2 separate regions of the Homo sapiens genome follow, and region 1 is linked to region 2. Evidence: read pairs that join two places in POLR2A ChIA-PET (ENCODE). Cell type or tissue: HepG2. All regions are shown on one strand. Links, peaks and the distances in the headings refer to the core of each region. The heading gives the core; the rest is flanking DNA.

What was found. ChIA-PET counts read pairs that join two places held together with the same protein. Peaks named below come from ENCODE experiments on the same cell type or tissue, not always from the same donor. Only the 100,000 strongest peaks of a DNase experiment are listed, where the experiment ranks them.
Region 1: POLR2A ChIA-PET joins it to region 2 with 16 read pairs; 13 of 35 experiments call an interaction of 5 or more read pairs at or near these places.

Annotation. Positions count from the first base shown.
Region 1 is chr1:8,019,093-8,024,473 of GRCh38, reverse strand. The region is part of intron 1 of ERRFI1 (ERBB receptor feedback inhibitor 1); the gene reads left to right. Among named protein-coding and RNA genes, the nearest start is that of ERRFI1, 4.5 kb to the left of the region's middle. In HepG2, for the core only: no CTCF peak of the experiment used is centred there; DNase peaks (open chromatin) are centred at 2,614 and 4,253; H3K4me3 peaks cover 5,000 bases.
Region 2 is chr1:8,164,279-8,169,659 of GRCh38, reverse strand. No RefSeq gene overlaps it. Among named protein-coding and RNA genes, the nearest start is that of LINC01714, 42 kb to the left of the region's middle. RefSeq lists enhancers at 2,038-2,711, 3,657-3,951. In HepG2, for the core only: a CTCF peak has its summit at 3,803 (motif pointing right); no DNase peak of the experiment used is centred there.

The DNA of each region.
Region 1 (5,381 bases), core at 268-5,267, 150 kb after region 2:
TGCATGAAAGCATGTTTTACCTTTTAAGGCTCAGCAGGATTGGAGCAGTCATTGATAAGGGTTGGAAAGCAAATCTGTTTAATTTTTTTATGGCTGTTATGAAATGCCTGAATTATTGATATTTTTGACGGGTAAAACTGTTGTTTCAATCATCGGTTTTCCTACTTGCAGTTCACAATATATACTGGTCACTCTTTATAAGATTTAATTATGCTTGAGTTTTTGTGTGAAAATACCTCTTGACTGCTGCTTCTCAAAAGTTGAGCTAGATAATACTTCCTTTCTGCTGAAACTAATGGTGGCTTTTCAAAGCAATTTGCGTAAATTACAGGCACAATCTAACATGCTTGAAACTGACCTGATTGTCTGCATACCATCAGATTGCTTTAGAAAGGAGCAGAGGAAGGAAAGGAGGTGTCAGGGGTAACTCCAGGAATTGGAATGGCATAGGCTCCCTCTGCCAGAGAAACAACTCTGCTCTTGATCTAAATAAATTTGAATTGGTACCTCATCATCTGGATCCATTTGGATACATTTAGCATCCTTTGCGGGTGTCTGGCTATACAAAAGCTAATAAAGAACTCGCTACATAAACGCAGTCCAGTTGTGGTATTCTGGCATTGTTCACACAGCATAAACACGTGCTTTGTAAAGGTAGATGAGGCGAATGAGTTTGAGGGTCCTAAATGTAAGTTACTACCTTAACAATTAGTTTTAAGATAGGGAAAAGTTACTGAGGGGGGTTCAGATTTCAGAAGGTGGTGGGGAGGATTCTCAGATTTCAAGTCTTTGTTGATACTGTAGTCCAATTCCTCACACCATAAAATTGGGCAATATTACGAAAAGACCACTCTTCCAGGTCTCAATGAATGTGTCTTTAAAATGTGGGGCTTTTGGCCGGGCTCAGTGGCTCAGGCCTGTAATCTCAGCACTTTGGGAGGCCAAGGCGGGCAGATGGCTTGAGCCCAAGAGTATGAGACCAACCTGGGCAACATGGTGAAACCCTGTCACTACAAAAAAACACAAAAATTAGCTGGGTATGGTGGCACACGTCTGTAGTCCCAGCTACTCAGGAGGCTGAGGTGGGAGGATTGCTTGAGCCTGGGAGGCAGAGGTTGCAGTAAGCCAAGATCACACGACTGCACTACAGCCTGGTGACAGAGTGAGACTCTGTCTTTAAAAAATAAACAAACAAAAAAATGTGGGGCTTTGGCTACAGAAATGGAGCCCTTTTCAACTTGGAAACAATAGGAAGGTAAGGATTGGAAGACATTATCCAAAAGCTCTTATTCAATACCCCAGATGTGAAACTGGACTAGTTACAGATTGTTTTTTAAACAACTATTCGCTCAGTAGAATTGTCTTCTGACTCTTATCAGGGCTGCCTCTTTTTCAGCCTTTAGATTTCCATTTAAAAGTCACCTACTCAGAGAGGCCTTCCCAAACCACCTGTGTAAATATATGCTCCTCTGCCTCCTTATCCTATTGCTGCTGTACCCTGCTTGTTTCCTTGGAAGGTATCGCCATCTAAAATTGTTTGCTTGCTTGGCTATTCTCTTCCTCCCTCATTAGATGGAAGGCTTCTTCAGGCAGCAGCCATCTCTATTTTTCACCTCACATGGTGTCTAATCCAGAATAAGCACTTGATAAATATTTGTGAAAAGAATTAATCCTTGCCCTCTAAGAATTTTTGAGCTGAATGAGCACTATGAGTTGAGTTTCTGTTCCTGCCTCTGCTATTGACTAGCACTTAGGTCTTGAGCATTTAACTTAACAGCCTTTTGCTTCAGTTTCTCCATTTATAAACAAGAATGTTACAAGGAGAAATGAGGTTGTTGCCTAAAATGAAGATACTATAGAGTGGAGAGGTAGTGAAAGTGTGGGGAAAATGCTGGATTATAGTACAGAAGAGCCATGATCGCCCTTTTGCTTATAGCAAGATATTTAACCTCACTTTGTTTCCTCATCTGCAAAATGGAGATTCTAATCCCTGCCTCTTCTTACAGGGATGTTGTGGGGATCAAGTGAGATAATGTGTAAGAAGGTGCTTTGTAACTTGTTGAGTGCTTTACAAATATAAGGTATGCTATTGTTAAATTCCGGATTTTACAATACAGTGTGATTATAATGCCATCATTGGGATCCATGCTGTGAAAGCATGTTAAAAGGAGGCCCGTTGGGTATATGTAGTAACCGCTTATTACGAGTAAAAACAGACTTGTGTTATATGAAATAACCATGTTGTAAAGAGTTCTGTTGTGGTGGGGCATCCGTGGATCGTTAAAGACTGAGGGCTTCAAAATAGTTGTTTGAAGTGGTAATAGAATGTCAAATTGATGCCTTAACCCACCCATTTTAGAGGATACATAGGCCAGATCTACAATTAATAACTTTTAATAGGAGAATTTGAGGGAGTTGAAGTGAAACAGGAACTTTCATAGGCTACAGGTTACCCAAGAAAAACTATTACCAGTAAATCCATAAAAAAGGATCTGTGCTACCCTTACAAGTTGAGCAGTATAGTCAGTCGGATCCTACTTCGCCAGTTTAAAAAGCCGTAGGGACAGGAAGAGGCAGTGTGGTGTGTTGGTGAAGGGCCTGGACACTGAGGCCGGGCTGTCTAGTTGAAGTCCTGGCCCCATTGCTCACCAGTTTTGACCTTGAGCAAGTTCTTTAACTCTGTGCCTCAAGTAAGTGAGAGTAATAATAGTAGCCCACCTTATGGCATTGTAGAGAGGATTAAATGAGTTCATACACATAAAGCACTTAGAACCATGCTTGCCTGGCAGTTGTATGTCCAGTGAATGTTAGTTATCATTAATGGTTTTATATTAATTGTAACAATCTAGAGTTACCCATCGGGTAACTTAAATGCTTGTTAAATAAATTTGAAGTTTTAAAGACTTGCGTCCCATCATTAGACCATTGTGCTCGTTGTCTTTAGATTAGAATTCACTTTTATAGTAAGAAATAATCTATTGTTATATGTCAAAAAGAAATAATATTTTTCTCCCCTCTGTGTGTATATATAGTTACTGATTGTGCTACTCTGTAGGAGAAATACAAAGGACAAAAGAATGTATTCCTGCTATCCTACTTTTCTGCTGTCACACTAAAATTGTGTGGGAGGCTTAAGTGAGTTGAAAGACTGGATTATGGTAGTTGAGGGAATGGGTTTTTTGTTAGTTTACCATTTTTTAAAATACTTAGCTAGAAAGCATTCTGAATTATTGAATAAATTACGTCATTTATTTTTTATTTGACAGTTTGAAGATAAATTATTTTCTCTGTTGCCTCTATTTCACCACCTACAAATGGTCCATTATGTTCTGGACATGTTTAAGAGCCTCTGAGGAATGGAGCTGCAAACACAGACACAAATGTTCATCTTTGCCACACTGAACTATATTTTAATGTTTACTGAAGCCATCAAGCTTTTCTTGAATTCATGCAGGAGTATTTTAATTACATTAAAACATGGCATTATTTTAAAAGTAATCTATGTTTTTAATTTAAAGGCTACTTATGCTTACCATGGTAGAGAGTACAACTAAGGAAGTTTTCTTAACTTGCCTCCCTCTTTCTTTTCCTACCCCTACCTAAATCATAGGCTATTAAAATGAAATCTGGGCCGGGCGTGGTATCTCACGCCTGTAATCTCAGCACTTTGGGAGGCCGAGGCAGGAGGATCACCTGAGGTCAGGAGTTTGAGACCAGCCTGACCAATGTGGAGAAACCCCATCTCTACTAAAAATACAAAAATTAGCCTGGCGAGTTGGTGCATGCCTGTAATCCCAGCTACTCGGGAGGCTGAGGCAGGACAATCGCTTGAACCTGGGAGGTGGAGATTGTGCTGTGCACCATTGCACTCCAGCCTGGGTGACAAGAGTAAGACTCCGTCTCAAAAAAAAAAAAAAAAAATTGGTGTTTTTTTGTTTGTTTGTTTGTTTTAATTTCCTCACAGGTGATTATTTTAGACATTTTAAAAAATAAACATGCAGAGATTGGTATATTTGGGGAGGATCTAAAATCATGGAGTTTGTCATATTCCTAAATCAGTTTCCTTTTATAAATTTTGCCTTTAAATGTAGTTACCTTATTATCTTCCTTGGTTATGGAAGTACTTAATGTAGGTGATTCTTAAATGGAACTGAAAAGACCATTTATCACCCTGAATAAACAGAAATCAGGTTCTAGAACCAGATTGAAAGGAGGAAATTACATCACACTCTTAAATAAGGAAGCACTGGGCAGAACTGGATGAGTTGTATGACAAAAATGTGCCCCTCCTCCTCCCATGGATGGCTTCTGAGATTTATTAATGAGATCTGGTGGCCAGGTAAGCATATCTAGGTTACTGCCTTAAGGTAGCCTGCATTTTTCTTTTTTTTTTTTTTTTAAGCAGTTTCAAAGAGACTGTCCTCAAGCTAAAGGCATATGATTTCACCTTAATGAAGAAGGTGCAGTGTGCTTTTGGTGTAACTTTTTTAGAAAAATGAAAGTCACCTTAAATTCAGCAGCAAAAACACAGTCTAGAAGGAATAGTGTTTTAAGAGAAGGCAAAACACTGTTTTAAGAAAGTACCCCCCCAATTGCTTCAAGTAAATATACTGTAACAGAAACCAGTTTAGAAAGCTACACTGTTAACCACTGAAGCTTATAATTTTTACTCAGTCTACAAACTGTCTTCTTTGAATTCTGGAAATGAATTTCATAAAAATTCCTTCCTGTTACATATCCTAAGGTTGTTACATTATTATTGGGCAGTCGCCTCACTCCAGCACGCATTAACTTTATCCTTTATAAATCTGCTTCTCCCCTGAGCTCTTCACTGACTCACAGTGTATGTGAATCTTTCATGTCATTACTTTTTAAAAATGAGATGGATATTTTCTCAGTATCCATTTAATAAATAATAGACATGAATGATGCCAAGATCTACAGGGGGAAAGCATAAATCAGACATCAGTTCTGTCCTAGATGATTTGAAGAGTGGAAGGGGAATTGGGGCCCAGCACAAAATAACACAAGAACAGAGCACCGCTGCTCCAGTGTTTCATGAAAGGGAGCGGCTTCATGGAGAAGGCAGGGTAGAGCTGACCTTAAAGGATGAATCGAATTGTAACAGAGATTTGGGGAAAATAGAAGCGCGCTTGAAAATATAGATTAGGTTTATATTGTGGAGGCCCTAAATTGCCAGGCTGAGGAGGTTTTATTTAGGAGCCTTTGAAGGTTTTTTGAGCAGCAGCAAATCTTAGCTTGAGCTGTTGTTAAGGAATATTGACTTGGTACTAGTGTTGTAGAATAGGTTGCATATTGCCAGACCCCAGGAAGAATGATGCCTGTCAATGGAAGGGTAAGATTTGAGAAACCATGTAAAA
Region 2 (5,381 bases), core at 225-5,224:
GGCCATAGCTCAGACAAATGGGGGAAATTTCAGGGTCGGGGTGGGGAAAGCCCATGACAGCTGGCCTTTGAGGGCAGCATCACCCAGCCACAGCTCAAGGGGAAGCGTGGACCCCCCAGGGCAGTGGAGGGTGAAACCAGGGAGCCCCTTCTGACCCATCACCAATGGTCTCATTGTGACTCATTTTCTTTACCCCTACAATTCATGATCATTGACTCATCTCACATGATAATTAGATTAAATCCATGAAGAGTGCTGCATCCTAGGTATTTTGTTGTTGCTGTTGTTGCGGCCCAGGCTGGAGTGCAGTGGCGCGATCTTGGCTAGCTGCAAACTTCACCTCCCAGGTTCAAGTGATGCTCCTGCCCTAGCCTCCTGAGTAGCTAGTATTACAGACACCTGCTACCATGTCCAGCTAATTTTTGTATTTTTAGTAGAGGTGGGGTTTTACCATGTTGGCCAGGCTGGTGTCAAACTCTTGACCTCAAGTGATCCCCCTGCCTCGGCCTCCCAAAGTGCTGGGATTACAGGCATGAGCCACCATGCCCGGCCCATCCTAGGTTTTTCTTGTTTTTTATTTTTTTGAGACGGAGTTTTACTCTTATTGGCCGGGCTGGAGTGCAGTGGTGTGATCTTGGCTCACTGCAACCTCTGCCTCCCAGGTTCAAGTGATTCTCCCCACTCAGCCTCCCAAATAGCTGGGATTACAGGCATGTGCCACCACACCCGGCTCATTTTTGTTTTTGTTTTTGTTTGAGATGGAGTCTCACTCTGTTGCCCAGGGTGGAGTACAGTGGGGCCATCTCGGCTCACTGCAACCTCCGCCTCCCAGATTGAAGCAATTCTCCTGCCTCAGCCTCCCAAGTAGCTGGGATTACAGGCGTGCACCACCATATCCAGCTAATTTTTAGTAGAGACGGGGTTTCACCATGTTGGTCAGGCTGGTCTCAAACTCCTGAGCTCTTGATCCGCCCGCCTTGGCCTCCCAAAGTGCTGGGATTACAGGCGTGAGCCACTGTGCCCGGTATAATTTTTGTATTTTTAGTAGAGACAGGGTTTCTCCACGTTGGTCAGGCTGGTCTTGAGCTCCTGACCTCGTGATCTGCCTGCCTCGGCCTCCCAAAATGCTGGGATTACAGGCATGAGCCACTGCGCCCAGCCCATCCTAGGTATTTTTAAGAGCTGTAAGTTTTATTCGTTTTCAAGAAAACTGGGCCTCAAAAGGAAAAATAACAGAGGCCCAGATGCTGACCCTCTGGTGGAAAATGCCATGGCTCGTTGAACCCCTTTCTCACAATGGAAACTGGAATCCATGTGGCAGAAGATGGATGGCTGCGAAAGATGATTTAGACAATGTTCAGGAGTCCAGCAGCTCCAAGGTATTGCAGTGCCCACAGACACTCACGGTGTAGCTTGACTCTGCTACACCTCAGTCATGTCCTCAGTCATTCCTTCATGAATAAGGTGACCAGTCACCACAGGAAGGGCATGTCCTGTGAGTGGCCTTCTGAAGGGACAGGATGTGACTGGAGCCACAGAGGAGGTTGTGGTTGGGGTACAAGGAGATGGCTCAGCCACCAAGCTGGGGATGCTCACACACGCAGGGTCTCAGCATGGCAGGCAGGGGCTGCTGTCAACAGGGTCCCCATCTGCATGCAGCCCCGGTCTCTTCCAATGACTAGAAGCTCCCAGGGCTGTCCTGTTCTTCCCTTCTGTCAGATTTCACTTTCTGGTTGTAATTTGGGAAGGGCTTGTCCACACATTATCTGATTCTGTCTTTTTTTTTTTTTAGACAGAGTCTCGCTGTGTCACCCAGGCTGGAGTGCAGTGGTACCATCGGGGTTCACTGCAGCCTCCACCTCCCAGGTTCAAGTGATTCTCCCGCCTCAGCCTCCTGAGTATCTGGGACTACAGGTGTCTGCCACCACGCCCAGCTAATTTTTGTATTTTTAGTAGAGACGAGCTTTCACCATGTTGGCCAGGCTGGTCTCAAACGCCTGGCCTCAGGCAATCCACCCACCTCGGCCTCCCAAAGTGCTGAGATTACAGGCGTGAGCCACCACTCACATCCGATTTCATCACTTACTTGAGACCCTGATAAAGTTTAAGGTGTGTGTGTGTGTGTGTGTGTGTGTGTGTGTGTGTGTGCTTACAACAGTAGAGACTTTTTTTTTTTTTTTAGGGGAACTGGCCCATATGGATGACTCATCTCTAGGTGTTTCACACTCTAAGCTTATGAAATGCTTCTCCAATCAGCTAAGAACCAATGGCCCAGAACTTTATCAACTTCTGATAGGAGTTTGCAGCCCACAAAACCCAGCTCAGCACACTCCCTGCAGAGAAAACATCTGCACCTGGGCTTCTTGGCCCAGAAAAAGGTGATGTAGCCACTTCAGAGTAAAGTGTAGCCATTGTTCCTCCTCCCCCTCTGTCATCGTCAGGATGGACCGCCTGCTGGGGGCCCTTACTGGGATATTGTTTCTCTGATTTATCTTTTAGCTTCAAGTAAAATAGCAATAAGCGATGCTAATCACAAGCATTTTCCTGAAATTCAGTCCATGCCTTAATGCTGAAACCACGCTGGTAAATTAACTCGCACTGGCACTAAAATGATTCATGTCATTACTTCTAAAGAGTGAGACAATGAAAGTTACCAAAAACAGTGTGATCTCCAGCAATAAAGGGATGTGGGGTGCTTTTTTATTTTATATATATAAATAATGATTTAAATAGAGATGGGGTTTCACCATTTTCCCAGGCTTGTCTCAAACTCCTGGACTCAAGTAATCCACCCTCCTCAGTCTCCCAGAGTGTTGGGATTACAGTCATAAGCCACAACGCCCAGGCGTGGAGTGCTTTTCAATCTCTAGTCCAGCTTCATGGGTGAGCACTTGGACGTGCATAAGATAGACAGGGTGACACCGTCACCCCCTTCTCAAAGGTGGCTCTTTGGACAAGAACATAATTCCCTCTGAGAAGCCTTGGCCATTGCTACACTGGAGTCCTGCCAAAAACACACCAGCTGTCTTTTTCCTTTTCTCTCACTTGGGCACCAGAATTGGATCATCGTGTGATCCAAAAAGAGCAGGGATATGTTACTGCTGGATTCACTTCAAAGAAACATAAGACACAGAGCGAGAAATCCAGATTCACCCAAGAACTATAATAAAATGCTCAATAATGGAATATCTCCCTGGAGAGGGAGATTGAGTAATGGTTACTCTTGAAGCAGTTTTACCCCTGGAAGAAAAGCTGAGTGGGATCGTGGTCTTTGCAAGTAACCATCTCAGTTGAAGTCTTCCAGGGGGTGGCAGGTACCTGACTCTAATTGTTTCTGGCCCCCACCCTTCCTCCACCCTGTGCCTACCCCGTCCCCTCATCCTCAGGTCCTGGGTCAGCCCCACCCCCTGCAGCAGCCACTCCAGATCCTGTGCTGAGTGAACTCCCATAGAACTGTCGGTTAGACAAGCTAGATCAGGCATGGGCCCACACAACCTTCAAGCTCTACACGGTCTGTCCAGTATGATCCAGAAGGTTCTCATGGGCAGAGTCATCCAGGCAGAGGGAGGCTCTATCTGTCATACACTCCTACAGCCACTGCAGCATGGGGAAGAAACAGGACAAAACGCACGCTGGCTCTTAGAGCTTTGTATTCGTCTGTTCTCATGCTGCTATTAACAAAATGCCCGAGACTGGGTAATTTATAGAGGACAGAGGTTTAATTGACTCACAGTTCCACATGGCTGGGGAGGCCTCAGGAAACTTACAATCATGGTGGAAGCTGAAGGGGAAGCAGGCAACTTCTCCACAAGGTGGCAGGAGGGAGAAAAGCGTGGGGGGCGGGGGAGGGGAACTGCCATCATAAAACCATCAGATCTCGTGAGAACTCCCTCACTACCATGAGAACAGCATGGGGGACACAGCCCCCACGATCCAATCACCTCCCACCAGGTCCCTCCCCTGACACCTGGGGATTACGATTCGAGATGAGATTTGGGTGGGGATACAGAGCCAAATCATAGCAAGCTTCCACCCAAGTGACAGACGTCACTTGCACTCAGATTGCATTGGTCAAAGTAAGTCAAATGGCCACCCCAACCATAAAGGGGATGGGGGAGTACGATTCTATGAAAACTTAGAAAGAGAAGAGCCCCAGCTGGGCACAGTGGCTCATGCCTGTAATCCCCAGCAGGCTTTGAGAGGCCGAGGCAGGAGGATCACTCGAGGGGAGGAGTTCAAGACCAGCCTGGGCAACAAAGCGAGACCTCGTCTCTACAAAATAAAAAAATTAGCTGGGAGGCCGAGGCAGGCAGATCACATGGTCAGGAGATCGAGACCATCCTGGCTAACATGGTGAAACCCCGTCTCTACTAAAAATAAAAAAAATTAGCCAGGGGTGGTGGCACATGCCTGTAGTCCCAGCTACTCGGGAGGCTGAGGCAGGAGAATCGCTAGAACCCGGGAGGTGGAGGTTGCAGTGAGCCGAGATCGAGCCACTGCACTCCAGCCTGGGTGACACAGCAAGACTCCATCTCAAAAAAAAAAAAAAAAATTGAGCTGCATGGGGTGGCACATGGCTGTAGTCTTACCTTTCTATTCAGTAGGCTGAAGTACGAGAATCACTTGAGCCCAGGGGTTTGAGGCTGCCCTGAGCCACGATTGTACCATTGTACTTGAGCCTGGGTGGCAGAGCAAGACACTGCCAAAAAAAAGAAAAAAAAAAGGGCCATGACAATTTGTTAAAGAATTCTGATGACTACGACAGGGTCCATGCCATCACACGCGGTGCTGTCAGTTTAGGAACGACAGCACCCAAACGTCATCACCAGGGAGGGAGCTCTCCAGGCTGGAGGAAGACGGGGCCTGCTTGGCCAGCCGGGTGGTTGAATGGACGCTGGATTCAAAGGAATGGCTGACAAAAAGTAGAAACAATCCAAATGTCTATGAACTGATGAATACATAGACAAAGTGTAGCATATCTGTACAATGGAATATCACTCAACAAGAAAACGCAATGCTGACACATGCTATCACATGGATGAACATTGAAACATTACGCTGAGTGAAATTAGTCAGTCACAAAACAGTACATATTGCCGGGCGTGGTGGCTCACCCCTGTAATCCCAGCACTTTGGGAGGCTGACGCAGGCGGATCACGAGGTCAGGAGATTGAGACCTTCCTGGCTAACACAGTGAAACCCCGTCTCTACTAAAAAAAATACAAAAAAATTAGCCGGGCGTGGTGGCGGGTGCCAGTAGTCCCAGCTACTCGGGAGGCTGAGGCAGGAGAATGGCATAAACCCAGAAGGCAGAACTTGCGGTGAGCCAAGATCGCGCCATGCACTCCAGCCTGGGTGACAGAGCGAGACTCTGTCTCAAA